5 separate regions of the Homo sapiens genome follow, and all the other regions are linked to region 1. The links are chromatin loops, found by intact Hi-C in ENCODE. Cell type or tissue: mammary epithelial cell. All regions are shown on one strand. Each heading gives the region's core, and the rest is flanking DNA. Links, peaks and the distances in the headings are about the cores only. Region 1 overlaps NANOS3 (nanos C2HC-type zinc finger 3). Region 2 overlaps ADGRL1 (adhesion G protein-coupled receptor L1). Region 3 has its middle 92 kb from the start of CACNA1A. Region 4 overlaps PRKACA (protein kinase cAMP-activated catalytic subunit alpha). Region 5 overlaps ADGRE5 (adhesion G protein-coupled receptor E5).

Region 1 (6,268 bases), core at 141-4,140:
GAACAGCAGTTGATTTTATTTACGTATTTATTTATTTATCTTGAGACAGGTCTCTTTCTGTTGCTCAGGCTGGAGTGCAGTGGCGCCATCTCGGCTCACTGCAACCTCCACCTCCTGGATTCAAGCGATTCTCCTGCCCCAGCTTCCTGGGTAGCTGGGATTATAGGCGCGCGCCACCACACCCGGCTAATTGCCACCATGCCCGGCTAAATTTTGTATTTTTAGTAGAGATGGGGTTTCACCATGTTGGCCAGGCTGGTCTCAAAACTCCTGATCTCGTGATCCGCCCACCTCGGCCTCCCAAACTGCTGAGATTACAGGCGTGAGCACCGCACCGAGCCAGTTTGTTTATGTATTTATTTATTTATCTTGAGACAGAGTCTCTTTCTGTCACCCAGGCTGGAGTGCAGTGGCATGATCTTGGCTCACTGCAACCTCTGCCTTCCGGGTTCAAGCGATTCTTCTGCCTCAGCCTCCTGAGAAGCTGAGATTACAGGCGCCTGCCACCATGGCCAGCTAATTTTTGTATTTTTAGTAGAGATGGGGTTTCACCATGTTGGCCAGGCTGGTCTCGAACTCCCAACCTCGTGATCCACCCTCCTCAGCCTCCCAAAGTGCTGGGATTACAGGCATCAGCCACCACATCTGGCCCGCAGGGTTATTATAGATGCAGAAAGAAGACTTTTATTTTATTTATTTATCAATTTATTTTTCTTCCTTTTTTTTTTTAATTTTTTTTTTTGAGATAGAGTCTCGCTCTATCCACCCAGGCTGGATGGAGTTCAGTGGTGCGATCTTGGCTCACTGCAACCTCTGCCTCCTGGGTTCAAGCGATTCTCCTGCCTCAGCCTCCCGAGTAGCTGGAATTACAGGCGTGCACCACCATTCCTGGTGTGTTTTTTTTTTCCTCCCATAGAAACAGGGTCTTACTATGTTTCCCAGGCCGGTCTCAAACACGGCTTAGGTGATCCTCCTGCCTAGGCATCCCAAAATGCTAGGATTATAGGCGTGAGCCACCACGCCTGGCCCCAGTGAGGTTTTCTTTCTTTCTTTCTTTTATTTGATTATTTTTCTGAGATGGAGTCTTGCTCTGTCACCCAGGCTAGAGTGCAGTGGCGCGATCTTGGCTCACTGCAACCTGTCTCCCGGGTTCAAGCGATTCTCTTACCTCAGCCTCCCGAGTAGCTGGGATTACAGGCACCCACCACCACGCACGGCTAATTTTTGTATTTTTAGTACAGACGGGATTTCACCATCTTGGCCAGGCTGAGTCTTGAACTCCTGACCTCGAGATCCACCCGCCTTAGCCTCCCGAAGTGCTGATATTACAGGCTTGAGCCACCATGCCTGGCCCCCAGTGAGGTTTTAAAAGAGAAACTCGTTCTAGCAACTTAAATTGCCTTTGAGGAAGTCAGCTAACAGAGGAGGGGCCAGTCTAACTAGGTGTGTTTGGGCACTGCCTCCCCCAGCAGACTGTGAGCTCCTGGAGGATAGTGACTGGGAGAGGACGACCCCTCCCAACTACTCTCAGGCAGCTTTGCAGTGAACATTTCTTAAAGTCATGAAAGGGTCAGGTGTGATGGCTTACACCTGTAATCCCAATACTTTGGGAGGCCAAGGCAGGAGGATCGCTTGAGCCCAAGAGTTTGAGACCAGCCAGGGCAACATGGTGAAACCCAGTGTCTACAAAAAATTAGCTGGGCATGGTAGTGTGTGCCTGTAGTCCCAGCTACTTGGGAGGCTGACGAGGGAGGATCGCTTGGGTCCAGGGGACAGAGGCTGCAGTGAGCTGAGATGGTGCCACTGCACTGCAGCCTGGGCAACACAGCAAGACCTCGTCTTAAAAAAAAAAAAAAGCACTGGTCATGGTGGCTCATGCCTGTAATCCCAGTACTTGGGGAAGCTGAGGCAGGTGGATCACCTGAGGTCAGGAATTCAAGACCAGCCTGGCCAACATGGTGAAACCCCGTCTCTACTGAAAATACAAAAAATTAACTGGGCATGGTGGCATGCGCCTGTAATCCCTGCTACTCGGGGGGCTGAGACAGGAGAATCGCTAGAACCCGGGAGGTGGAGGTCGCAGTGAGCTGAGGTCACGTCACTGCACTCCAGCCTGGGCGACAGAGTGAGACTCCGTCTCACAAAAAAAAGAAAGCATGAAAGACTGCCTCCAGGAGAAGATAGTGTTTCCTGTGAGGTTTGATGCTGTCTCACTGGGAGACGCTGGAGGCCAAAAGGACATAGGGAAGATGGTGTCCTGCGGCCAGCCTTTCTGATGAACAACTTTTGGGAGTAACAGATCCGGGGACCCCAGAGCACGGCGGCCACGAGAGGGCACCACAGTCGCAGAATCGGAACTCCTGTGCTTTGTCTCGGGCTCTGGGTCCCAGCGGGGCCGCCCGGCGGAGCCAGAGACGTCACGGGGTCGCTGTCTCCGGAGCAGCCCCTGGGTGGCGCCAGAGGTCCAGCAGGCCCGGAGGCCGAGTCCGTGGGCAACTTGGGGAGCGTTGAGTCATCGCCTGTGATTAAGCATTTCTCTCCCTCCCCCTCCACTAGGTTTCAGAGGTGCCGGGAAGTCTGAGCCTTCGCCCTCCTGCTCTCCCTCCATGTCCACCTAGGAGGCTGCCTACACCTGGGCAAGGGCACCCGGGCTCGGCTGGATTTCCAGGAAGACCCACCCTATGACGACTGCCCCCACTCCCAGACCCTCCCCCCAGCCTGGGATTGAGCCCTGGGGATGACCCGGGGTTGGCAAGGGAAGAGCTGAAATCGCCCTGTCCTTGGGGACCCCACCCTTTGTGCCATCTGCCGTTTCCCTAGTGCTGGGCATCCAGTCAGCCCTCAATAAATGCTTATGAATGGATCAACAACAGACAAGCCCTGGTCTTGGGACAAGGTGTAGTGTGAACCTTGCTGGGAGTCCTGTACCTAGATCTCCCCTTCTCCTTCTTTGAGTTTCGGCACCCTGGGGTGCTGGGGTGAGCTGCTTTGTGCAGAGAAACACAAGTGGGTGCCTTGGGGTAGCTGGGGGGGTTCATGGCACCTCAAAGCCAGATCGACATCATGAGACCCTTTCTGTGGACATTTGGTCTTTCAGCCACCCCCTGCACTGACATGCAAGATGGGTGGACTCCTCCCATCCCACCCCCAGCTCCGTACTGGAGGTGGGGGCTTCATTTGAGGAAGAAATTGACACACAACTAGACAGAGCCCCCCCCCCCGACATCCTCATCACTAAGGAAGGTGAATGTTTATGTCACCATGGATGCCCCAGTGACAAGCCAGGCAGTTTAGAGCAAGGGAGGGACATTTAGGGGGCAGGGAATGGGACCATGTCCTGGGTGGGCTTGGGCAGGAGCAGAAGGATGGGGCTGTTCTGGCAGGGCGGGGGGGAAATGCATGTGGGGGAATCCCCACACCCCTGCCTGCCTCCTCCACCTCCAGATCTTGTCCTGTTGGGGCAACAGGTGGCAGTGCTCAGGAAGCCAGTGCGCCCACTGTGCAGTCCACATTCCTACCCCGCCCCCGTCCCACAAACCAGCCCTGAGGCCTGTGGTCTGGCAGCGGGGAGCAGGAATCGAGCTCTTTGCTGTCCCCTCTGCCCTTGGCTTTCCGACTTAAAAGACTTAAATTGGAACCGGAGGCCCTGGGGATGGGGGTGGGCTCTTGCAGACAGCTGGGTCGTGGAGGGGGAAGTGGGGAGGAGGAGAAAGAAAACAGAAGGATCCCAGCGGCTCCCAGGGTCTGGGAATGGAGTTACAGTTTCCTAGGGCAGAGCCGCTGGGGCTGGAGACCCGGGGAACTGGGCTTACACCAGGGCATGTCCTGGTGGACAGGGGGCTCACCTGGGTGTGAACCCACCCTGCTCTTTCCTCCCCTCCTGCATCAGGTCTCCAGGGTGTAAGGCTGCAGGGTGGGAGGAGGACCCCGCCTGAGCCATGGGAGCTGGGGTGCAGGAGTCACAGAGTGCTTCATGATGTCGAAGGTCCAGTCAGCCTTTCAGTGACAGATTTCACAGAGGCATTGTTTTCTGTAAACTGGGGATGACAGCAGCCCCTGTGGTTGCTAACAGGACTGTCATCTGGCTCGAGAGGCTTGCGTGGGATGAGAAATGCCACGACTTCAGCCATGTTTGCATCCATAACCTCCTGGGATGGCCTCCTTCCTGTCTGGGGCCCACAGGCAGCTTGTCCTGGAGGATGGGCCAAGCCACCGGAGCGCAGGACTCACCCTGCAGCTGGATGATCGCCCAGGGCGTCTCTTAGGCTTCGACCCGCGTGTATGCTCAAGAGCCTGCACACAGATGTGGGCACACAGTCACCCACCCCTGGAGATTCGCCCCCCCCTTGCTTTCCCAGGGAAGCTGAGGCATAAAACTCGTAGAGGGCGAGGAGGAGGAAGTGGGTAGAGAGGTTTGTGGGCGGAAGGTGAAGGAACTGAAGCCTCAGCCCCAAACAGCAGGTCACGGGGCCTCTACAGAATCATTTATTATGGGTCTTCCCAGAAGAAATAAAATGGAAATGGGGAGAAAGAAAACAAAGGGAGCTCTCTTCTCCTCCAGGAAAGAAACAAATTCTGAACCATCCATACTTGGCTCAGGACCCTAAAATTTGCAAATCCGGACAGGATGGGCCCTGCTCAGAGGTGGCCAGCTTCCTGGAGCCCAGGCCCGCTTGAAGTCACTGGGGCTGTGGGAGACACAGTTTCCCTCCCTGAAGCCAAGGGTGGCAAATGACCTTGACCCTGGCCAGGTGAGGCCAGGACCTCACGGCCTCCTTTGTGTTGTCCATGGAAGACCAACTTCCGGGCAACTGAAGGGAGGTTTGTAGGGTCCACTAGGACCCCCTGGAGCATCTTGGAGGAGGTCTGCGGACATGGGGGCTGGGTGGCAAAGGAAACACAGACCTCAAAGTGGCCTACAACTCCCTCCAGGGTGGGTCCCCTCGAGGGATATTCCCAGGCCCCTTGGAAGGGTAAGGCAGGGGGGCTTTGCCTCCCAGCTTTGTCTTCCGGTAGTTAAGGCGCTTGAAAGCTTCCAGGTCCCGGTGGGTGCCCATGATCAGCCGGCTGTGGGGGAAACACAGGCATGCGTGTGGGGCTCAGTGGTCACCAGGTGACAGAGGGGGCCGCGCCTCACAGCCACATGGTCACCAATGACTCAGGTGCACACACACGGCTCACACACGTGCACATAACCAGAAAGGGCCTGTTGTAGCACAGGCTGGGCCTGTTGCAGCCTTTCTTCAGAGCCTGTGTTCTGCAAAGGACGGGGGAGGGGGGCCACGGTGAGGACCCAGCAGCAGTGAGGTGCCTGACCCTCGCTGCCCACCTAGGGGCTTCACACTTCAGTCCCTCCCTGCTCCTCTGAGTCCCCACTGGCCTCCCGCAGACCCTGTGCCGTGAGTCCAAGCCCACCCCGTACTTCAGGTTGGAGAGCTCAACGATGAGGCCACGCACGACGTTGGTGGCATCCTCCATCCTGGAGGCCTCAGAGGCCTGGATCCCCACGAAGGTCCTGGCCAGCAGGGAAGGAAATTGAGAGTGGCCCGACCTCACTGGACTACCAGAGCTCTCCAGTGGGAGGGGCTTCCGCAGGGCCTCGCGCCATCTTTTCCAGGTGTCCAGCCTGTCCTCCTCTGTTCACGACAGAACCCTGATGGCCAACCCAGCTGGCTCCACTGCCCAGCAGGCCCAGAACCCAACCGCTTCTCCCCTACCTGCCCTGCCCTCTCAGGACGCTGCTGCCACCGCCTCCCTATCTCCTGCCCCTGTGGCTTGTCCCCCACAGGCACTGGGGGCTGTGAACTTGGAAACCTAGCTCAGAGGCAAGCCCTCTCCTCCCGCAGCTGTGCACCACCTGCCTGCCCCGTGCCCTCCCCTCATCCCCCGCTTCTCCCCTCCCCTCGGCTCTAGCCACACTAGACTCCTGGCCATTCCTTGAGCACCTCTCAGGATTCTGGAATGTTCTTTCCCAAATGTCTCCTCCTGGTGGTGGCTTCCCTGATTCCTCCTTACATTTTAACCCCTTCTCCGCTGCCTTTTTTTCCCCAACACTCTGCCATCTGACTATCTAATCTGCTGTCTCTCATGTCCCCACACCCCGAATCCCCCAGTAGCATTCAACTCTGTGTTTTGTCCCACACTGCCTCCCCAGCACCCAGGGCAGTGCTAGAAAGGCCAGCCCAGATGGCATTCATATCCTTGGAAGGTTTGGGAGGTCAAGGTGGGAGGATGGCTTGAACCCAGGAATTCAAGACCAGCCTCGGCA
Region 2 (6,268 bases), core at 885-4,884, 320 kb after region 1:
TGTCAAAAATACAAAAGATATGTTGAAGTCCCAACTCCTGATAACTCAAATGTGACTGTGTTGGGAACATCTGGAGTCCTTACAGAGATAATCAAGTTAAAATGAGGTCATTAGTGTGGGTCCTAATCCAACAACTGACGCCCTTATACAAAGGAGAAACCTGGACACAGACATGCACAGAAGACCATGTGACCATGAAGGCAGAGATCAGAGTGATGCTTCTAGAAGCCAGGGAAGATTGCCAGTTAATGACCAAAAGAAGCCAGGAGACAGGCCTGCAACGGATTCTGCCTGAAGGCTCCCAGAAGGAACCAACCCTGACAACACCTTGATCTTGGACTTCCAACCTCCAGAGCTGGGAGGCGACACAATTCTGTTGTTGGCTGCAGTGGCTCACGCCTGTAATCCCAGCACTTTGGGAGGCCAAGGCGGGAGAATTGCTTGAGCCCAGGAGTTTGAGACCAGCCTGGGCAACACAGTGAGACCCCAGCTCTACAAACAAATATAAAAAAGTAGCTGGGCATGATGGGATGCACCTGTAGTCCCAGCTGCTCGGGAGGCTGAGGCTGCAGTGACCTGTGATCGCACCAGTACACTTCAGCCTGGGCAATAGAGCAAGACCTCATCTCTGAAACATAAACAAAAAAACCAATAAAGTCTCTGTTGCTAAAGCTGTCCCGTCTGTGGTAATTTGTTGTGGGAGCCTAGGAAATTCATATAGGGAGTCAGGACACAAAGAGAGTGAGGAGGGAGGCAGAGATGGGGGCAAGGGCCTGAGCCACAGAACTTTAAAGAAACCATTTACAGGAAACAGCAAACGACAGGGTGAGCATCTAGCTGGGCTCTCCAGCAAGGAACCACCTGAGATGCCTGGGACAGTGACGGACAGCTCCAAGTGCCAGCCCGAGCAGCTTCCACGTGTAACTCATGTAATCCTAATAACCATTTAGGAAGGAGAGATGCTTGTACCCACAGTTTACAGAGGAGGAAAGTGAGGTCCTGTCATTGAAGAGATATACCCAGGGACACTCAACTGGTAAGGGGGCTTGAACCCAGGGAGGGCTGGCTCCCCAGGTTGGGCTTGGTGAGCTGTGGGGGGATCCTGGGGGGCCAGAAGAGCCCCCACCCCCGGGCCCACACTGTATTTGAGTGTCTATGCAACCTCAGAGCTGGTCACGCCTGGACGTTCTACACCTGGGAAGCCAGGTGAGCCCACACCTGTGTCCGTCCCCACCTTGCACCTCAGTAGTCTCTGGTCACCTTATTTGTCTTTCTTTTTTCTTTCCTTCTTTCTTCTCTTTTTTTTTTTTTTCCTTTGAGACAGCAGGATCTTGCTGTGTCGCCCAGGCTGGAGTGCAATGGTGCACTCTCAGCTCACTGCAGCCTCATCCTCCCAGGCTCAAGTGATCCTCCCAGCTCAGCCTCCCGAGTAGCTGGGACTACAGGCACACAAAACCATGCCCGGCTAATTTTTGTGTTTTTTGTAGAGATGAGGTTTCACCATGTTGCCCAGGCTGGTCTTGAATTCCTGGGCTCAAGCGATCCTCCCGCCTCAGCCTCCCAAAGTGCTGGGATTACAGGTGTACCCAGGAATCCATTGCACCCAGCCATAGGCGACCCTATCTCACCCATGGGAAACGGGGCTGCACACCTGCCTGTATGTTCGCATCTAAGCCCTGCGTCTGTCTCAAGTCAAGGGTCGGTGCGGCAGGGTGGGCCACTGAGGCCCAGACTCTGTCCTCGGGTGCCCTGTGATGGGGATGGGGAGAGCAACAGGAGGAGAAGCGGCTGCTGGGGGAGAGGGGGCGCCTCTAGCCTGCCCTAGCCTGCAGTTGCCATGGCAACCCTCTGCGTGCTCGAGTGGGTGGGAGTCTGAGTGCCTTGGGTGGGGGGTGGGGGAACCAAGGTGGGGATCTGGGATCTGGGCCCCCTTCATGGTCTCCTCCCTTCCTGGCAGCAGCCGGCCCCTCCACACACAGCCCTCTGGCTGCATCTCCTGCCTCCTGCCCACTCCCCAAACCCAGCCGCCCATGAGCCCGCCTCCTTCAGGAAGCCCTCAGGCATCCGGCAGGTCCATAAGGAAGCCGCAGGCCCTGGGGTGACTATGAAGGATCAGCTGAGAGTTGAAGCCCCTGAATTTCAATCTGCTGTGTAGCTTCAGAGCAAGCACTTGGCCTCTCTGAACCTATTTCCCCATTGCTGCTCAGGGACTAACAGACCTACCTCGCAGAGACAGAGCACGTGCCCAGAGAGGGCCCAGGTACATGATCCTCGGGCAGGGCAGGGTTCTCACAGCATCTCCAGTCCCTGCCCCATCCTCCAGCTCAGTGGATGGCAGCCCAGTCCCTCCAGGGGCTCAGGAACCGGACAGTCATCCTGGATCCCTCTCCCCTCACATCACATCCAGCCCCGTCAGGTCCTGTGGCTACTCCTTCAGAGTCCACTCACCTCTCGCCACTCCTCAGCTTCTCTGGTCCAGCCCCATCATCTCCTGGCTGGACCCCACTTCCCCACCTCACTGTCTACACCTCGTCTCCCTATCTATCTGCCACCCCTGTCCCATCCAATCTCTACCTCGAGGCGAGAACAATCTTTGCAAAATGAAACTGTCTACAGTATGTTTCCCCCAGGGCCACCAGAGGGCGCGTGTGAGCATCTAAGTCAGCCGCTTCCCTCCTCTGCTCAGAACCCTCCGTGGCTCCCACCTCACTCGACCAAAAGCCAAAGTCTGTATCATACAAAGGCTCTGCACTGGGCCGGATGTGGCGGCGCACACCTGTAATCCCAGCACTTCAGGAGGCTGAAGAGGGCTGATTGCTTGGGCTCAGAAGTTCCAGACCAGCCTGGGGAACATAGTGAAACCTTGTCTCTGCCAAAAATACAAAAAGTTAGCCAGGCATAGTGGCACACGCCTGTGATCCCAGCTCCTCGGGAGGCTTAGGTGGGAGGATCTCTTGAGCCCGGGTGGTGGAGGTTGCAGTGAGCTGAGATTATGCCACTGCACTCTAGCTTGGGCAACAGAGCAAGACCCCATCTCAAAAACAAAAAACAAACAAGCCCTGTACAATGTGAAACACCAGGCACTGTTCTGCCTTAGGGCCTCTTCACGGGCTGTTTCTCTCTTCCCCAGATCCCCTCACAGCTCCTCCTGCATCTTCCTTTTGGTCTTTCCTCAAACATCACTAGTTCAGCAAGGTCCTGCTGGCCCCCACACTCCTACACCATGTCCTGACTTGATTTCTCCATACCTATCACCAGCACGCCATGCATTTTATTTGCTTATGAACTCTCTGCTACTAGATGCTGGCTCTGCAGGGTGGGGTTTGCATACTACACTCAGCACAGCGCCTGGCACAAGCAGGAAGCTGAAATATAATTGTTCAACGAAGAACCTTTTAAAGGTCACCCTGGAGCTGGGCACAGTGGCTCATGCCTGTAATCCTAGCACTTTGGGAGACCAATGCAGAATTGCTTGTGTCCAGGAGTTTGAGACCAGCCTGGGCAACACAGTGAGATCCTGTCTCTACAAAAATTTAAAAATTAGCCAGGCATGGTGGCACACACCTGTGGTCCTGGCTACTCGGGAGGCTGAGGCAGCAGGGTCATTCAAGCCCAAAAAGTCAAGGCTGCAGTGAGCTATGATCATGCCACTGCACTCCAGCCTGGGTGACAAAACAAGACTCCGTCTCTAAATAAAATAAAATAAAGGTCACCCCGGCCACCAAGCAGCACTGGACTGCAGAGGGGTAGGGGTCGTTCAAAAAATTCCCTGCCCCCGCCCCCAACACCTTCTCCCTCATCTCCCCATCTATCTGCCACCCCGTCCCATCCAGTCTCTACCCTGAGGTCAGAACGATCTTTGCAAAATGGAAATCCAATTACACCCCTCCCTGCCTACAACCCTCCATGGCTCCCTATTGCCTGTGATGCTCTAACATGGCATCTCAGGCCCTGCTGTCCTGCCACCTTCCCATCACTTCTACTCAGCGTCTGTCTCTCTCTCACACACAGTTCCTTATTCTGCTCTCCCTCCAAAGGGCTCTGCCCAGAGGACAGCATTCGTATCTCTCATATCCACTCTCACAGCACACAGGGTCTCTGTGTTTTGCTCCCCTAACTGGACTTGGGCTCAGCTGTTAAATGTCTGTCTTCCCCACCATCGAGGGACTCTGACGGGAAAGTACCATTGTGGGTTGGGCTGGCTCTTGTTGCATACCCAACCCTGGGCAAGGAGTGGATGCTTATTCATTTGTTTAATGAATGAAGATGAAATAGACCCAAAAAGCAGATCATCTATTCAGTGGATGTTTACCGAGTTCCCAACTGGTCACAAGTGCAATGGAGGAAGGTGTGCTTGACAGGGGGTATACATGTAGGTGCAACTGTAGACAGGGTGGCCAGGAAATGCCTCCCCTAAAAAGTGACATTTCGGCAGAGGTCTTGAGGAGGTGAGCCATCTAGGTACCTGTGCAAAGAGCATTCTGGGCAGAGGAAACAGCACGTGCAAAGGTCCTGGGGTAGGAATGTGCTGAGATGTGGCTGGGGCCCTGCAAGCAAGGGGAAGAGTGGAAGGAGGTGAGGGCGGCTGGGGAGGGGGGTCACAGAGGCCATACAGGGCCTTGTGGACCTCAGGGAGGACTTTGGCTTTCTAGAGAGGTGGGAGCCATCGGGAATCCTGAACAGAGGGATGGGATCTGGCTCGGGTGTTCACAGGTGTCCTCTGGCCGCAGAGGTGGAGATCAGACTGTGTGTGGGGAGGGTTGCTGGGAGTGGAGGGTACTCTCTACCCCACCTGTCCCTTGCCTTTTGTCCACAGGGCTGTCAAAGCCAGAAACCTGAAGCTTCCACCAAGCACTGGCTGCTTCTGGCCCCCACCTTGCTGGTTGCCTCCTGGCCTCCCTTCTGGCCTCCTGGCCTCCCTTCCTGCCAACTATGGCTCTCTCCCACGTAGCAGCTAGAGGGAGCTCATGCTAAACATTCTCACCCTGCCATCTGGATCCTGACGCAAACCCCCTACCTCTACCCCCACCCCTGCCACAGGCCCTGGCAGCCCCACAGTCACAAGTCCAGCCAGCAGCCTCCAGCTTCTCTCCACATGCAGTTGTGAAACATTTCTCCTTCCTCCCCTTTGAGCCACCATCTTCTGTCTGACCTCAGGGCAGCCCCTCTCTCTCACAGATGCTCCTTCCCCTCCACCATACCCCTCCTCCCCCTCCAGGTTGCAGCTGGGAAGCCCCCTCCTCCGGGAAGCCTTCCCTGACTTGCAACTCTGTTGCGCTCACCATCATGGCACGTCCACACCACAGTGGCCTGTGGTCTGTTTCCACTCCAAAGTGTTCACTGTCCAGCCCCAACCTTTGCACTCTGAGCTCAGCAGAGCAGAGCTGAAAAGAGTTCTAGAAGCTAGGGCCCGAGCAGAGGGCACAGAGGCGGGATCCCCCTGCCTCATCAGATGCTGGCAGGTAAGGGGCAGGGTAAGACCAGGAGACAGGGGCATGGTGCCTAGCAGGGCAGGAGAGAAGAGGCCTCCGGCATAGCGCCCTTAAGTTGCAGGTTCAAATCCAGGCTGTGCGCCGTCATGTCAGCACGACAGGACACCCACGTCACTCCTCTCAATTCTGTCTCTCCACGGGGGAGCTGGGGAACGAGAGCCTCCCAGGGTGGCTGTGGGGGTTAGAAATAATTTTCGGCAATTCCACACATCTTTTTTGGAGCATCTTCTATGTGCCAGACACTGAGGGGCTGGGTACAAAAAAGTCGATTCTATAGCGTACCAGTGTTGTGAAAGAAGATAAAGCCAGGAAAAGTGGCTATGAGTGTGTGTGGGTTTGGGAGTGTGTGTGTTTTTTTTTTTAATCGTATTTTTAGAGACAGGGTCTTACTCTGTTGCCCAGGTTGGAGTGCAGTGGTGGGATCATAGCTCACCACAGCCTCTGAGCTCAAGGGATCCTCCTGCCTCAGCCTCCCAAGTAGCTGGGACCACAGGGCGTGTGCCACCGTGCCCAGCTAATTTTTAATTTTTTTGTAGAAATGGGGGCCTCGTTATGTTTCCCAGGCTGGTCTCAAACTCAAGCGATCCTCCCGCCTCATCCTCCCAAAGTGCTGGGATTACAGGCACGAGCTACTGTGCCCGGCTGTTGCAATTTTATTTTATTTTATTTATTTATTTGAGACAGAGTCTTGCTCTGTCATCCAGGCTGGAGTGCAATGGCGTGATCTTGGCTCACTGCAACCTCTGCCTCCCAGGTTCAAGCGATTCTCCTGACTC
Region 3 (5,134 bases), core at 1-4,000, 280 kb before region 1:
TGAGGTCCCCAGAGTCATCAGATTCATGAGACAGAAAGTGGAATGATGGGTGCCAGGGGCTGGGGAGTGAGTGTTTCATGGAGACAGAGTTTCAGTTTGGAGTGATGAAAAAGTTCTGGAGATCAGCCGGGCATGGTGGCTCATGCCTGTAATCTTGGCACTTTGGGAGCTGAGCGGGGCTGACCACTTGAGGTCAGGAGTTCGATACCAGCCTGTCCAACATGGCCAAATCCCATCTCTACTAAAAATACAAAAATTAGCTGGGCGTGGTAGCAGGCGCCTATAATCCCAGCTACTCGGGAGGCTGAGGCAGGAGAATCCCTTGAATCCGTGAGATGGAGGTTGCAGTGAGCCAAGATCATGCCACTGCACTCCAGCCTGGAAGACAGAGCGAGACTCTGTCTCAAAACAAACAAAACGTTCTGGAGATGGATGGTGGTGACGGTTGCACAACAATGCGAATCTACTTAATGCCACTGAACTGTATGCTTAAAAATGGTTAAAATGGTCAATTTTACGTTGTGTGTATTTTACCACAATAAAAAGAGAGAGAAACGATGAAATGCAACACACAAGCCTTCTTGATTCAAAAAACTCAACTGTAAAAAGATGAGCAAGGAAATCTGAATGTGGACCAGAAATTAGATATAAAAATCATGATTAATATTGTCAGTGTGATGTGATTAAGATGTGTCTGTGTGCTTTAGAGATGTAGTCTGAAGTTTGCAAAAATCACATAAGGTCAGGGATTTACTTTTAAACATCTCAGAAAGAGGATATGGATTTATGATGTGAGTCTGGCACAATCCTGATAATTATTAAATTTTAATGGATACGAAAGTCTCACTGACCTCTTTTTCCTACTTTTAGTGTATTGGAACATCTTCAGAATAAAAAGCTCTCACAGAGCACGGTATTCAAAAAGCGAAGGCAAACTTCTAAAACATAAGGGTAGAAGCGTGTTGTACTATTAAATCAAACTATTAAGCCATTTGGAAATATATATATCTTGTTGATGTCTCATCCTTTTCACGTTTTTATTTTTATGTGTATTTTACAGTGCATATAACACATTTAGCAAAATATTTTTATAAATTATATATAACTAAAAATGCATGGGCCGTGGCTACGCATTTCAGCTATGAGTGTGCTCAAAAATTGTTTTGCTGGCTGGGGTAGGAGTTCAGAAGTTTGGAGATCATGGCTATAAGGACGCTTTGGGCCAGGCATGGTGACTCATGCCTGTAATCCCAGCAATTTGGGAGGCCAAGGCAAGAGGGTCGCTTGAGCCCACGAGTTCGAGACCAACCTGAGCAACATAGCAAGATCCCATCTTTACCAAAAAAAATTGTTTTTAATTAGCTGGGCATGGTGTCATGCACCTGTAGTCCCAGCTACTTGCAAGGCTGAGGTGGGAGGATCGTTTGAACCCAGGAGGCAGAGGTTGCAGTGAGCCGTGATAGGGCCACTGCACTCCAGCCTGGGTGACAGAGCAAGACCCTGCCTCCAAAATTAATTAATTAATTAAAATTTGTAAAAATGAAAATAAATTAAAGAAACTTTTATGGGTTCTAGAAACCAAGGCAGACGTTAAAGGGAATAGGTGCTTTTCCTGGTTATTTATGGAATGATGGATGGGTGGATGGACAGATTGGTATATAAGATGATAGGTGGGTGGATGGACGGAAGAATGAATGGAAGAATGGATGGAAGAATGGATGGATGAATGGGTGAATGGAAGAATGGGTGAGTGGGTGGGTGGGTTGGGTGGATGGATAGATGTGTGGACAGGTGGGTGAATGGGAAGTTGGTTGGATGGCTGGAAAATGGATGGATGGGAGAAAGAACAGGGAGGTGGATGAATGGATTGATGGGTAGAAAGATGGATGGGTGATGGACGGATGGATGGATGGATGCATGCACAATTAGAAGTTTAAATGGGTGGGTGGTGGGTGGGTGAGTGGACAGATGAGTGGATGGAGGGGAGGTTAAGAGGAACCCAGTTTTGTGGCAGGTGGTGGGGAAGTCACAACATGCCTTCCTAAATGATGCTCAAACACGCCAGTAGATGTCAGACTAACCTCAGGAAACCACCTCGGGGCCAAGCTTGCACCACCCTGGCCCCATCCTGAAGTTCTTTGATTCAAAATGAGCAAAGGCTCATTTTAATAAAACAGTTTGCATTGCACCCTGTATTTACACACTCCCTCACCAGCACCCTCCCAACTCAAATGGCATTTATAACCCCACTTCCTCTCCTGCAAATGGAAAAATGGGGCCAGGGTGGGTGTCTGGTGAAGGGTGCTTCCCACAGGGTCAGGTCGGGAGCATCAAGAGGGTAAGAGAGTAAATTTTGGGGTCCCCTAAATTGATTAGTATCCATATCAGCCTCAGCTCCAATCAAAATAATATTTATATTCTCATCCCACACTCCTGATGTCTGCTCAGGAATCCACCCTAGGCCTGTGCCTTTGCCAAAAAAAAAAAAAAACTTTTGAGGAAAAGGAAAGTAAAGGGGAAGGGGAAAGGGAAAGAGAAAAGAAGAGAGGGAAGGGAAGGGAAGGGACCCTGTCTCAAAAGGAAAGAAAGAAAAGAGAAAGAAATAAAAAGAAAGAAAGAAAGAGAGAGGAAGGAAGGAAGGAAAAAAGAAAAGAAGGAAGGAAGGAAAAAAGAAAAGGAAGGAAGGAGAGACCCTGTCAAAAAGGAAGGAAGGAAGGAAAGGAAGGAAGGAAGAAAGGAAAGAAGGAAAAAAGGAAGGAAGGAGGAGAGAGAGAAGAGAGACACTGTCTTAAAAGGAAATGAAAGAAAAGAGGGAAAGGAGAGAGGGAGGGAAAGAAAGAGGAAGGAAGGAAGGGAGGGAGGGAGGGAGGGAAGGAAGGAAGGGAGGGAGGGAGGGAGGGAGGGAAGGAGGGAGGAAGGAAAGAAAAAACCCAGTAGCTCCCCCACTGTGTGGAAAAGGATGCGTAGGGGCCGGCCTGAGACTGAACCTTCACACAAACCACCTTCAACCCTCGAACAGCCAAGACCCCAGCTCAGGAAAGCCATTCATCCAACATTGCCCAGCAGCAACTACATGACAGAGCCAGTTCCACCCCCAGTGTCTCCCACCAGAAGACCCACTTTTGGGGTCACTGACAAAGAGAAAGGGGGACCCAGAACCAGACTCAACTGAAGCCACCACGTACTCCCAGCCCTATCTAGGTCCCTCTCTGCCTTCACACACTTCTGTCTTCAGCCCTGAAACCCGCAGATTTCAACTCAACACTGGAAGTAGAAATGGGATTCCCACGTTTTTCCCCAGAAAGCAGCATTTCTCAGCCATCTCAACAGAAATATTTGCTGGCTGAGCGCAGTGGCTCACGCCTGTAATTCTAGCACTTTGGGAGGCCAAGGCGGGTGGATCATTTGAGGTCAGGAGTTTGAGACCAGCCTGACCAATATGATGAAACCCCGTCTCTACTAAAAATACAAAAATTAGCCAGGCATAGTGGCGTGTGCCTGTGGTCCCAGCTACTTGGGAGGCTGAGGCAGAAGAATCTCTTGAACCCAGGAGGCGGACTTTGCAGTGAGCCGAGATTGGGCCACTGCACTCCAGCCTGGGTGACAGAGCAAGATTCAGTCTCAAAAAAAAAAAACAAAAAAAAAAACCAGAAAGAAAGAAAGAAAGATTTGCCAACCCATCAGAGTGGACACTCACAATCCTGGGAGCCTGGTCCTGGCTGCCCCATCCATGGTTAATCTCTGTTGCCTCAGCCTGGGGCAGCTCAGGGATTCACAGAGCCGGATGGGGGTGTCCGGGGGGCATAAGGCAACCAGTATTGATCAGTTAGCAGGGAAGGATTTTGAGATTTCAGAAGCCAGCACAGCCTTATCAATATGTTCCAGCTGCATGAATTTGCTCCCCGAAAAAGCTCGCCAAAAACATCCTAACCCCCAAGGGATCCCCGGTACAGCCGCACCGCCCCCCGATCACCACCACCCAGGCATACTCACTCCCATTCTTTCCTCCTGGCCTGGGGGGTGCTGTGGATTTTGTGGGCCTGGTGGGCCAAGATGACATCTCGGTGATCCACCACGCCGCCCCGCCGCCTCAGAGGGGGGCCCTCGAAGCAGATGCTGAGCCGGGGAGGCCGAGTGTCCTGCAGGGCGCTGGGCGTGCCCCGAGCTGCGGTTGTGCAGGGCGTCATAGTAACTGGGGCGCGAGAGCATGGAGTCGGGGACCCAGGAAGACTTCAACATCCACGGGCCTCGCTCAGAAATCCCAGGGTCTTCTCCCTCCAGCACAGTGAGGGGGAAACTAGAAGAAGAAAGAGGAGACAGAGAGGGCCAGTGTGAGGGAGAGGCAGACAGAGCTCACAGAGGGCAAGGAGAAGGGAACTCAGAAGACAAGGAGAGGCCGCCCCACCCTCCTTCGCAGAAAGTCAAAATACACCCCAGCCCAGGCTGGCCGGGATTTAGTAGTTCCTTGGCAACTCAGGGCCCAGAAAGCCAGTTCTTAGGAGCTGCCCGGCAACATATGTGCCCCATGGAGCAAAACACTATGAGGCTGTGCCGCGGGCACTCGCTCCACCTCCCAGGTGCCGGCCACAGAGGGCGGGATGCTGGATTTCTCAGCATCTCTATGTCTCCTTCTGCAAAATGAGCCACCATGGGCCTGGGGGTTGGCTCTCCCTCAGTCCCTTGGTCCTGTGAGCTCTGGAAAGCTGAAAGGGTGAGTTCAAGAGGCAGTTTTAAACGCACGTGGAAGGCTGGGTGCAGTGGCTCCCCCAGGTAATCCTAGCACTTTGGGAGGCAGAGGTAGCCAGATCACCTGAGGTGAGGGGTTCGAGACCAGCCTGGCCAACATGGTGAAGCCCTGTCTCTACTAAAAATACAAAAATTTAGCCGAGCATGATGGCCCATGCCTGTAATCCACATGCCTGTAATCCCAGCTGCTCAGGAGGCTGAGGCAGGAGAATCGCTTGAACCCAGGAGGCAGAGGTTGCAGTGAGCCGAGGTCCCACCACTGCACTCCAGCCTGGGTGACAGTGAGACTCTGTCTCCAAAAAATAAATAAATAAATAAATAAATCCACATGTGAGTGGCCACCTGTCCAGCCACACTGCTTCTCACCAGGTTCTCTGTTTTTTTAACT
Region 4 (6,268 bases), core at 2,269-6,268, 240 kb after region 1:
TCCCTCAGCATTCAGAGAGAAGAGCCCTCATGGAGCTAGAAAGTGGTAGATGGTGGCTGGGTGCAGTGGCTCACGCCTGTAATCCCAGCACTTTGGGAGGCTGAGACAGGCAGATCACCTGAGGTTGGGAGTTTGAGACCAGCCTGACCAACATGGAGAAACCCTGTCTCTACTAAAAATACAAAATTAGCTGGGCGTGGTGGCACATGCCTGTAATCCCAGCTACTCAGGAGGCTGAGGCAGGAGAATTGCTTGAACCCGGGAGGCAGAGGTTGCAGTGGGCTCAGATCGCGCCATTGCACTCCAGCCTGGACAACAAGAGTGAAACTCTGTCTCAAAAAAAAAAAAAAGAAAGTGGTAGATGGCAGATGGAGAGAGACCGTGGCCAAGAAGGCCCCACAATAAATGACCAGGCGGAGAGGGGATAGGCAATGAATGGCCAGGAGTCCTAGATGGGTGCCTGGCTGGGCCACCAACTAGCCCAGGGGCCTGAGCCTGGGGGTCACACCAAATCCAACACTTTCACTAGCAGAACCTTTGTTTGAGTGTTTTATTTTGTTTTGAGATGGGGTCTTGCTATGTTGCCCAGGCTGGTCTCCAACTTCTGGCCTCAATGGATTCCCCCACCTTAGTCTCCCAAAGTGCTGGGATTACGGGCATGAGCCACTGTGCCTGGCTTCAGTCATAGAACCTTTGTGACAGAAAACATCTTCCTTGGAAACCTCCAAATAATCCACACAGAATTCAGCAGTGGGTGGGGAGGGTGGAGGGTGCCCTCTTGGGATTCTACCTTCACCCACACAAGAAGGCAGAGAGGTGCCAGGCTTGAAGGGAATCCAAAAGGTCTGGTCCGTTTTCCCTTTGCTCTTAGCAAAAAGGAAAGAATTGCTGAATCCTGCACCTCCCCGACTCGCTGAGCTCCCAGCCCCTGGCTGTCCGCTGGTGCCCCACAGAGTCGCTCCACAGGGTGCCTTGCTGTTAGCATGGCCCTTCTCTGGCCTCTCAAAGGACCAGAGCGCCCAGGCTCTGTCCCCTCTGGTGCCACTAGCCCTGTTAGCTTGTCAGATTTGGGGATGGGGCATGGGGGAGGCCAGTGCCAGGAGGAGCAGGCAGAGAGAGGGATGATGGGGGGGAGGGGCAGGTAACCTCAATCAAGAGGCCCCACACTCACCTCTGCTTCCTGTCTCTTCCAGGAAAGGGTAGAATAAAGGGTGGGTGGGATGGGGTGATCTGGCGGCCTTCTGCCCCCTGGCCAGGGAGGCTCAGGGTGCTGGCTGTGGCTTAGGCCCCCGGAAGGTGCGGTGCAGGTAGCCCAGGAAACGTACAGCCAGGTGGGCCCAGAGGAGCAGCTGCAGCCACAGCTGGAAGGTGGTCTCCAAGTCCCCACCCTGGCTGCTGCCTGATCCCAGATCCATCCCCAGCCCCCTTGGGCTCTCCCTGGAATCTTCCTTTTGCTGAGAAACCAGGAAAACGCAGAGCCTCTAAGTCAGCTTCCTTGGGATGGCCTCAGGGGACCAGGGAGGAGGAGCTGGTTGCCACAGAAGCTTTTAAAGGTACCTGCTCCAAGCTAGCCAAGGTTTGCAGAGGGCTCCCTTGGCAGGAGGCAATGGGAAGATTCTCCCGAGGGTGTCCCTCTGGCTGGCCTGCGTGCCCCAGGGCGGGGCGATAAAACTAACTTCCCTTTCCACGGACTTCACTGCTCCCAGGACGCCAGGCCCTGCCTTCCTCAGTGGGCACTGGACTGTGCAGAGGACAGCGCCTGATGTGCCCAGAGCAGTGCCCACTGGGCAGAGGGGAAAGAGTTAAGGTTCAGGATCAGGCAACAGCCAGAGACTCCTTAGGGGCTAAAGAGGCCCCAGAGCTCCCTTAATTCGCTGAAAGAACAGCTGGAGAGAAAGGCTTGGGGCGGGGGGCGACAAGAGCCACCCTGCCTCCTCCCCTGAACTCCCTTTCAATGTGGAACCCCCAAATCCTGCTATCCTGAGAGAGAAAATGGGTATATCTGACTCTTTTGTTTTGCTCCTATGCGGGGGTGGAGAGGGGAAAGGCATCCCGGGATGTCCTTGGCCTCTCTCAAACCTTGCCCTGTGCTTGGCTCTACTCTCGGCCATGAAAGTCCAAACCGGAAACGAGCGGCTAAACCCAGGGGTGGGGGAGGGGGAGGCAGCCTTGACCATCTTCCTCCTTCTTTCCAGATCCCAAAAGAAGCAGAGGGTCAGTGGCAGCCTCTTTGAGTGTGCCCGGCATCCAGGACCCCTGCTAGCAACAGGAAGTGGCAGAGGATGGTAACCCAGCCAGCTGCTGGCCTGTACAGCCTGCCGCCCTGCCCACATCTCCCACACGGGGGGTGCCAGCTCTCACTCTGGTCCAGATTCCATTTGGGTTCATAGGGAAAACTCCTTGACACCCCTTGAAAAGCCAGGACCACAGCAGAAAGCAGAAATCTAGAAACTCGCCCTGGGAATGGGGAATTGCAACAGCAGAATATCAATTTGGGCAAGGGGCTTGGGGTCTCTCTCGGAAGGAGCCCAGCCACAGAACCCCCTTCCTCCGGACAACAATCTCAGACCTTCTGCCCTTTTGAAATCTGGCTGTCCTGGGAATTCTGGGGCAGGAATGCCCAGCCTGGGCTGGGCCCCCTACTCGAGGCTGGCTGATTCCTCCAGTGGAGCCTGGATTCCCTGCTCTGGGCTTACCTAAATGACACAACTCTGAGCTGGACCCCAACACTGGCTGGAACGACCCCCATTCTGAGCTGGACCCCAACACTGGGATGGCTCATCCTACAGTCTGAGCTGAACCCCAACACTGGGATGGACCACTCCACCACCCCTCTCTGAGCTGGCCCCCTGCCGGGTGGACCATCCTCCCTTGTCTGAACTGGGCCACCGATCCCCTCTCTCTTCCCCAGGCCGCACAGCCCGGGGCTGTACAGGAGGCGTTTCCAGGGCCAGCCAGGGGTTCACATCCTTCTTCTCTTCGCCTGTGCCCCAGACCCCGCTGCAGCCCCTCCCTGACTTAAGGGGCAGAGTGTGCCTAGGAAGTTGCTATAGTAACAGGACTCAGCCTCACCATCGCTGGAGTTGGAAGCCATCACTCAGTCCTGTTCTCAGGGCACCGGCACTACGGTGGCTGGGAAGGCTCATGAGACCTGCCGTGTCTGTTCGGCTGTCTGTCCCCAGAACCCTGCCTGCAGGGGGAGCTAGGGAGCCGTGGGGTGGGAGCAGGAAGAGAAACCCAACCCAGAGGCCACTGGGTGTGGAGGAGGGACAGATAGGGCCCTCCGAGTTTCTGTAGACGCGGTTGCGCTAAGGGGAGAGCTGCCTTGATAAGACCTCTTGGGCACCCATACAACTGCCAAGGCACAGAAGGTGTTTGGCCGTCTTAGGCATCCATAGGATGTTACACGGCACTAGTTCTTCCCATCTAGGGTCTTCTTGGGGGGTGCTTTTCTCTCTTTGCCAGGATCTGCTTGTGTCCTGGGGATCGGGGGCTCCCTTTTACTAGCTCTGCCCCTTCCCCTGTGGGCCAGCTCCCAGGGGTATCTTCAGCCAGTGCCAGCCACGACCTGAGCCCCACTTGGCTGTCTGACCTGGGCGCCTGCCCCCTGGGGCCGCTGCTCCCTCTCCATTCTTCCAACTTGGCCAGAGCCTGGGCCTTAGTCTTTTTTCTTGGCCCTCTCAGCTCTCCCAATGGCTTTGCCATCTTTGGGTGTAGATTCCCCCAACTCCACTCCAGGGTTCATTCTGGATCCCTGGCCTCTTGGGAGGAGGCGGACTCTGTCCTGCCCTGGCACAGAGATGGTACCACAGGGGACTGCAGGATGCTTAACTGGTGCCTCCCAAGGCCTGGGCATTTTCCTGACCCCAGTCGGGCCGGCGTCTGGCAGATGAAATCCAGGTGCCCCCTGCAGGCTGGCCTGGCTACTGCCCCTGCCCCTGCCCCACCCTTCTAAGAGGGCAAATTTTGTCTAACTCCATCCTCTCAGAATCAGAGCGCCTCAAAGCAAAGAGGGACTTCCTTCCTCATCTTATTTCCTTCTCTGGGAGCCTCTGGGAGGAAGTACAGCTTCGGGCGTTTCTCAACGTGTGACATAGTCCCATTGGCAGAACATGACATGATTTTCGGGATGTTTCATTTATCTAGTTACACTGTATTTAATGCGTATCAGAGAAAATATAACTGGCATGGCAATCCCATGATTTCATTTATATTATTGTTTAGAATGAGCTCCAAGTTTACATCTGAACACAAGTGAGTAAAACTTTTATTATTTTAAATTAAGAAAATATGATAGAGTAAAAATCTGGGAGGCTGCTGAAAAATGTCAAAGTCGGGGAATTCTGGGGTCCAAGAAGTTTGCTGGTAGATGGATCTGGATGTGAATCCTGCCTCTGTGACATCATCTATGTCATGGATGTCATTTCTACCAGAGGGCTCCTTTGGAAAATTTGGATAACAGCCCGTTATGAAAGTCACCAGAGTAGGTATCTCTATCCGCCTGGCCATTTAGCCTGTGGCACAGCCTAGATGCCCAATAAATAGTAGCTCTATTTTACCATGATCATTCATTCCTGGGTGTCTGACCTGTGCTCTGAGAGAATCAGTGGTTCCTTCCAGAGCCTCTGATCTTTTTCTTGGGATCCTTTTTCTTGTGTGGCTTTCCACCCCCCACCACATGTGTCTGATAGCCTTGAAGGTTTTCCAGGACTGTCATCTCCCCAACTTTCAACTGAGCTACCGCAATATATAGCTGCCTGCCTCTACCTTCCACCTCCCAGCTGGCCTCACCTGCTGGGGGCCTGACTCCTCCCCCCCCGGCCAAGTCCCCTCCAAGCTCATGCCCAGACCTTTTTTGGACACTACCCACCTGCTCCTCTGTCATCAGGCACTCAGCTACAGGCATTTCCCTCCCCAGCCCCCACCCATTGGTGACATGTCAGGCCTCTTCATGATCGCTCTGTGACTCTGAGTTCTGCTATTTGAATCCGTATGGGAATAAAGTTCCCTGGCTTTCATACCTTTCTGGGAGGGGGCATTCAGGAAACTCAGATGCTGGGGTTTGAGACCAAAAACTGGCCTTCCTTTTCGACCAATAGTTCCGACTATTTCTGGGTAAGTGGACAGGGGATCCCAGCTGCCTTCCAGCTTTCAGACTGGAGTGACAACAATTTAAGAGCTGTAAAAATTGGGAATGGGGTTCAAGACCATTTCTGATGGTATTTCCAGATAGAGAATCTCTTTCTCTGGCTGGCTGGAAAAGACCAACCTAATGTGTGGGCAAGTGGGTGAAACAGGTCTCTCTCTGGCTGAGCCCTGGGAATGATCAGAATCACTAGACGTCAAAGCAAATCACTAGACGTCACCCATTACTCTCTTTGACTGCCTCCTCCTCCCCAGTGCTCTTTCTGACCATCTCAGTTAGAACCGAATGAACCTCGCTAAACCCAGACACTTTTCATCCCAAGCCAGGAGTGGTGGAAGAAGCCCCAGGGACTGGGTGAATGACGGAGCCTCAGTTGTGAAACGACCATTTATTGAGGGGCCCTCCATGGAGCCTAGAGCTCACTGCAAGACAGGAAATGAGAGGGGGCTCTGCCACCACCCCCTTACCCCAACGCAGGAAAGAGGATGCAATGAATCCCAACAAGACCAGCTCAAACTTGGCTTTGGAAGCACTGAAGCAATTCTCTACGTTCATAAACAGTCTGCTACCCCAGCCAGGGACAGACGCTTGCTTGGAGGACGGAGCACAAGCAGAGCAGCAGAATGACAGAGTGACAGGATGAGAGAGGCAGAGGGACCCAGAAAGATCCTGTCCCCCATGCCAAGTGACACAGAAGAAAAAAATAATGCTGGAGGTGGCTCTGGGAAATGTTCAGGGGGCAGGATGGGTTTGGAAGGGGGGGCTGTGCTAAGGTGAAGAGGGAAAGGGCAGGAGAAAGATGGCGGGGGCTGGAGGGGGGAGGGGTGTGGTCAGCAAGTGGCCAAGGTCCCTGCGCGGTGGAGGCAGACAGACCTCATCGCATTCCCAAACTGGTAGAAACCTGGGTCGGGGTCAGGCAGAGGATCCCATAGGTGAGAGAGGTGAGTGAGGAAGTGGGGGGATTAGAATCTGGGAAGAGGGGCCAGGAAAGGAGGGGGTAGGCTGGTGACAGGGGCCCATGTGGGGCCCCAGCGGTCATACGTGCCATGGTTGGCAGTGACAGCTGGGGGGGAGCACGGTCTTTGCAGCATGGGGCGGCCCTAGGGGAAGGGGACCCCTACA
Region 5 (4,998 bases), core at 1-4,000, 530 kb after region 1:
GCGCTCGGTCAATACTCATCTAGTAAAAAGCAGCCCTCTTAGACTCAGCCCAAGCCCAGGACCTAAGAGTGAGCTCCAGGCCAACCTTTCTGACCACCCCCATCTGCCCACAGGACGTGATGCCTGGGCCACGGCAGGAGCTGCTCTGTGCCTTCTGGAAGAGTGACAGCGACAGGGGAGGGCACTGGGCCACCGAGGGCTGCCAGGTGCTGGGCAGCAAGAACGGCAGCACCACCTGCCAATGCAGCCACCTGAGCAGCTTTGCGATCCTTATGGCTCATTATGACGTGGAGGTAAGTAGCTGGAGGCATCCTCAAGTGCCCACAGGTAATGAGGTCCAGCTGCAACCAGACAGGCAGCTAGTTCTCCATGGAGCCCTACTGGTTGCTCAGATATATCTGCATGGTTGCACAGCCCAGGTGTCCCCACGTCACACCCTTCGCAGCCTCTTCCTTTGGCCTCTTCTCTACAACCCAGCAACTATACACTGGGTGCAGCCACTAGCTCCGCTCCTCTGCCTGTCCATCCCGTACCAGTTGTGAGATGTCAACTAAAAGCTCCCCATGGAGAGCATTCCAAGGGGGCACCACTTGCCCGTTTTTTTTTTTTTTTGAGACGGAGTCTCTGTCGCCCAGGTTGGAGTATGGTGGCACAATCTCAGCTAGTGAGGTTCAAGGGATTCTCCTGCCTTAGCCTCCCGAGTAGCCGAGATTACAGGCGTGCACCACCATGCCTGAGTAATTTTTGGTATTTTTAGTAGAGACAGGGTTTCACCATGTTGCCCAGGCTAGTCTCAAACTCCTGACCTCAGGTGATCCACCCACCTCGGCCTCCCGAAGTGCTGGGCTTACAGGTGTCAGCCACCGCACCCGGCCTCTTTTTTTTTTTCTTTTGGACAGAGTCTTGCTCTATCGCTTAGGCTGGAGTGCAGTAGTGTGATCTTGGCTCACTGCAACCCCCGCCTCCGGATTCAAGCGATTCTCCTGCCTCAGCCTCCCAAGTAGCTGGGATTACAGGTGCATGCCACCATGCACCGCTAATTTTTGTATTTTTAGTAGAGGCGGGGTTTCACTATGTTGGGCAGGCTGGTCTCGAACTCCTGACCTCAGGTGATCTGCCCCCCCTCAGCCTCTCAAAGTGCTAGGATTAGAGGCATGAGCCACCACACCCAGCCTGGAGCACCACTTTCTGTACGTGACTTCAGTAGGATCCATCGTTAAGCTGGGCCTTGTCGAAAACTGCAATTAACCAGGCAGAGAAGGGGGGCGCCTGTGGTCCAGGCCAAAGGCCCAGCAAGCACAAAAATGTGAAATCCCTAGACTCCCCTTCCAGCTGGTAAGTGTGGCCAGATCTAGGAGGGACAAGGGAGGAGGTCAGAGAGGTGGGCCCGTCAAAGTGTGGGGGGGAAAAGGGACCACAAAGAGGGCAGGAAGGCCTCATGCCCTGAAGGAACCCTGAGCACCCGGTGCCACTCCTAGGACTGGAAGCTGACCCTGATCACCAGGGTGGGACTGGCGCTGTCACTCTTCTGCCTGCTGCTGTGCATCCTCACTTTCCTGCTGGTGCGGCCCATCCAGGGCTCGCGCACCACCATACACCTGCACCTCTGCATCTGCCTCTTCGTGGGCTCCACCATCTTCCTGGCCGGCATCGAGAACGAAGGCGGCCAGGTGAGGTCCCGCCCCGCTCCCTCCTGAGCTCTGGGGTCAGGGAGGCCTGGGAGGGGTTAGCCCCGCCCACTCCCGGGGCTCAGTCGGGTAGGCGGGCCCTGGAGGCATGAGGCCCCGCCCCTGTCCGGGATCTGGCCCCGCCCACCGGGGGGTCGGGTTGTCTCTTTAAAGGGCGCTGGCTTTGGAGCTGCCTGGCCACACCCCGAGTGCCCGCTCGCTTCTGAGCGTTGTTGGGGGTGGGCCCTGGGGGGAAACCTGGCCCCCGCTCCAGACCCGCCCACCCTCCGGCTGTGGTCCCGCCCACTCTCGGGACCTGGCAGGCGACTGGCTCTGGCGCCGCATGCCCCTCCCCGCGCTGACGTCGCTCCGCCCCTCCGTCCCCGCCCCGCAGGTGGGGCTGCGCTGCCGCCTGGTGGCCGGGCTGCTGCACTACTGTTTCCTGGCCGCCTTCTGCTGGATGAGCCTCGAAGGCCTGGAGCTCTACTTTCTTGTGGTGCGCGTGTTCCAAGGCCAGGGCCTGAGTACGCGCTGGCTCTGCCTGATCGGCTATGGCGTGCCCCTGCTCATCGTGGGCGTCTCGGCTGCCATCTACAGCAAGGGCTACGGCCGCCCCAGATAGTGAGTGCAGCGAGATGGGGCAGGAGGAAGGCGGGGTGCTGGGCCTGGGGCTCACAGGCAGTGCCACACACAATGTCCGGCCGCCCTCCGTTCCGCTCCTGGCTTCCTGGGGCACTGATGGGACCCCTCCCTTCCCTCCTAGCTGCTGGTTGGACTTTGAGCAGGGCTTCCTCTGGAGCTTCTTGGGACCTGTGACCTTCATCATTTTGGTAAGTACCCACTCTCCCTCCACCGAAGCCCGAGCGCCACAGGCCCAGGCCCGGCTGGACCATCGCTCTCGCCCTCTAACCCACAATCTGCTCCCTGCCCAGTGCAATGCTGTCATTTTCGTGACTACCGTCTGGAAGCTCACTCAGAAGTTTTCTGAAATCAATCCAGACATGAAGAAATTAAAGAAGGCGAGGTGAGAGGAGAGGCTGGAAGGACTTGGAGGCGGGGCCGGGGTGAGGGGCATGAAGCTGGAGGTGAGGTGGGGGCCCACGCTGCAACCCCGCTCCTCGCAGGGCGCTGACCATCACGGCCATCGCGCAGCTCTTCCTGTTGGGCTGCACCTGGGTCTTTGGCCTGTTCATCTTCGACGATCGGAGCTTGGTGCTGACCTATGTGTTTACCATCCTCAACTGCCTGCAGGGCGCCTTCCTCTACCTGCTGCACTGCCTGCTCAACAAGAAGGTGGGGGCCTGGGCACAGTGGCGCACGCCTGTCATCCTCCCACCTATTTGGGAGGCTGAGGTGGGAGGATTGCTTGAGCCCAGAAGTTGGAGACCAGCCTGGGCAACATAACCAGATGCTGTCTTTACAAAAAAATTCAAAGATAGCCAGGGTGAGGCGCCTGTAATCCCAACAGTTTGGGAGGCCGAGGTGGGCAGATCACCTGAGGTCAGTAATTCAAGACCAGCCTGGCCAACATGGTGAAACCCTGTCTCTACTAAAAATACAAAAATTAGCCAGGCATGGTGGCACACGCCTGTAGTCCCAGCTACTTGGGAGGCTGAGGCAGGAGAATCATTTGAACCAGGAGTGCAGTGGGCCAAGATGGCACCATTGCACTCCAGCCTGGGTGACAGTGAGACTTGTCTCCAAAAAAAAAAAAAAAAGCCGGGTGTGCTGAATACCCATCTCAGCTTCTCAGGAGGCTGGGGCAAGAGGATCACTTGGGCCCAGGAGTTCAAGGTTGCAGTAAGCTATGATGGTGCCACTACACTCCAGCCTGGGTGACAGGGGGACCCGATCTCAAAAAAAAGACAAACACAAAAACACCAAGAAGGTGGGGCTGAGGGCAGAGCATGGGGAGGAGCGTGCATGGTCCCAGGGCCTGCTCCTGCCCTGACTTGGTGTCTGGGCCGGCAGGTTCGGGAAGAATACCGGAAGTGGGCCTGCCTAGTTGCTGGGGGGAGCAAGTACTCAGAATTCACCTCCACCACGTCTGGCACTGGCCACAATCAGACCCGGGTAAGGGGCTGCGCCTGGGGCGGGTGTGGGCAGGAAGGCACCAGGGCTAGCGGGGCTCAGGCCTCTGGGCTCTCCTCTCCAGGCCCTCAGGGCATCAGAGTCCGGCATATGAAGGCGCATGGTTCTGGACGGCCCAGCAGCTCCTGTGGCCACAGCAGCTTTGTACACGAAGACCATCCATCCTCCCTTCGTCCACCACTCTACTCCCTCCACCCTCCCTCCCTGATCCCGTGTGCCACCAGGAGGGAGTGGCAGCTATAGTCTGGCACCAAAGTCCAGGACACCCAGTGGGGTGGAGTCGGAGCCACTGGTCCTGCTGCTGGCTGCCTCTCTGCTCCACCTTGTGACCCAGGGTGGGGACAGGGGCTGGCCCAGGGCTGCAATGCAGCATGTTGCCCTGGCACCTGTGGCCAGTACTCGGGACAGACTAAGGGCGCTTGTCCCATCCTGGACTTTTCCTCTCATGTCTTTGCTGCAGAACTGAAGAGACTAGGCGCTGGGGCTCAGCTTCCCTCTTAAGCTAAGACTGATGTCAGAGGCCCCATGGCGAGGCCCCTTGGGGCCACTGCCTGAGGCTCACGGTACAGAGGCCTGCCCTGCCTGGCCGGGCAGGAGGTTCTCACTGTTGTGAAGGTTGTAGACGTTGTGTAATGTGTTTTTATCTGTTAAAATTTTTCAGTGTTGACACTTAAAATTAAACACATGCATACAGAAGATGGCCTTGCCTGCTGGTGGTGATTCAGAGGCCGGGCCCAGGGTGTCCGTGAAAGGCCAAGATGACCAAGAAATAGATGGGGTGGGAGCCAGGCTTCCATAATAACAAGTTTATTCTCATACAATCTCTAGCTTCTCAACAGTGGCGCCTGGAAAGGGGAGGTGAAGCTGCATGCGGGCGGCTCCGGGTGGGCGGCTCTGGCACGTGGTGGTTACCGGCTCTGCTCGACTGTAAGACATGAGATGCAGTGAACTGAAGGGCCGGGGGAGGAACCCTCTGCCCCAGACCCCTGGCCCTGCCCAAGGCACTTACTGTATGTGGAGATGTCGATTTCCTCTGGAAGTTCTGCCACATTAACTTCAAACCGGTCCTGGACGTCATTGAGGATTTTGGCATCATTCTCGTCAGACACAAAAGTGATGGCTAGGCCTTTGGTGCCAAAGCGACCCGCCCGGGCCACCTGCAGGCAGACAGGATCAGGGTCAGGCCACAGATACTACCTCAGGACTTGAGGAAAAGCAGGGCTGGGGCCCCACCCCACCG

Evidence for each region. Hi-C counts contacts between places; a loop is a spot of excess contacts. Peaks named below come from ENCODE experiments on the same cell type or tissue, not always from the same donor. Only the 100,000 strongest peaks of a DNase experiment are listed, where the experiment ranks them.
Region 2: a loop joins it to region 1, with 9 times the contacts of the local background. A loop is called at or near these places in 9 of 110 quality-filtered maps.
Region 3: it touches region 1 in a loop (6-fold over the local background); 17 of 110 quality-filtered maps call a loop at or near these places.
Region 4: it touches region 1 in a loop (10-fold over the local background); 14 of 110 quality-filtered maps call a loop at or near these places.
Region 5: it touches region 1 in a loop (14-fold over the local background); 5 of 110 quality-filtered maps call a loop at or near these places.

The regions. Positions count from the first base shown.
Region 1 is chr19:13,877,886-13,884,153 of GRCh38, forward strand. It overlaps NANOS3 (nanos C2HC-type zinc finger 3), which reads left to right. Exons shown (of 2, transcript NM_001098622.3): 2 at 2,557-2,872. The coding sequence ends at 2,618. It overlaps BRME1 (break repair meiotic recombinase recruitment factor 1), which reads right to left. Exons shown (of 9, transcript NM_001345843.2): 8 at 5,423-5,515; 9 at 4,463-5,067. The coding sequence ends at 4,917. Among named protein-coding and RNA genes, the nearest start is that of NANOS3, 3.9 kb to the left of the region's middle. RefSeq lists enhancers at 2,111-2,260, 3,384-3,473, 4,064-4,213, 5,039-5,884. In mammary epithelial cell, for the core only: a CTCF peak has its summit at 2,403 (motif pointing right); a DNase peak (open chromatin) is centred at 2,446; H3K4me3 peaks cover 267 bases; H3K27ac peaks cover 660 bases.
Region 2 is chr19:14,193,583-14,199,850 of GRCh38, forward strand. The region is part of intron 1 of ADGRL1 (adhesion G protein-coupled receptor L1); the gene reads right to left. Among named protein-coding and RNA genes, the nearest start is that of ADGRL1, 9.5 kb to the right of the region's middle. In mammary epithelial cell, for the core only: a CTCF peak has its summit at 2,640 (motif pointing right); no DNase peak of the experiment used is centred there.
Region 3 is chr19:13,595,760-13,600,893 of GRCh38, forward strand. No RefSeq gene overlaps it. Among named protein-coding and RNA genes, the nearest start is that of CACNA1A, 92 kb to the left of the region's middle. RefSeq lists an enhancer at 1,936-2,230. In mammary epithelial cell, for the core only: a CTCF peak has its summit at 2,072 (motif pointing right); no DNase peak of the experiment used is centred there.
Region 4 is chr19:14,111,062-14,117,329 of GRCh38, forward strand. The region is part of intron 1 of PRKACA (protein kinase cAMP-activated catalytic subunit alpha); the gene reads right to left. SMIM46 (small integral membrane protein 46) reads right to left here and starts at 1,415. Exons shown (of 1, transcript NM_001414411.1): 1 at 1,263-1,415. The coding sequence starts at 1,415. The coding sequence ends at 1,263. RefSeq lists an enhancer at 1,870-2,557. In mammary epithelial cell, for the core only: CTCF peaks have their summits at 3,178 (motif pointing right) and 3,928 (motif pointing left); no DNase peak of the experiment used is centred there; H3K4me3 peaks cover 902 bases.
Region 5 is chr19:14,404,270-14,409,267 of GRCh38, forward strand. It overlaps ADGRE5 (adhesion G protein-coupled receptor E5), which reads left to right. Exons shown (of 20, transcript NM_078481.4): 13 at 114-293; 14 at 1,479-1,670; 15 at 2,062-2,288; 16 at 2,431-2,497; 17 at 2,600-2,691; 18 at 2,792-2,960; 19 at 3,639-3,740; 20 at 3,823-4,454. The coding sequence ends at 3,852. It overlaps DDX39A (DExD-box helicase 39A), which reads right to left. Exons shown (of 11, transcript NM_005804.4): 10 at 4,768-4,915; 11 at 4,529-4,683. The coding sequence ends at 4,667. Among named protein-coding and RNA genes, the nearest start is that of DDX39A, 13 kb to the right of the region's middle. RefSeq lists enhancers at 886-1,515, 1,088-1,382, 1,516-2,145, 3,528-3,757, 4,978-4,998 and a silencer at 1,660-2,179. In mammary epithelial cell, for the core only: a CTCF peak has its summit at 2,084 (motif pointing left); a DNase peak (open chromatin) is centred at 1,922; H3K4me3 peaks cover 578 bases.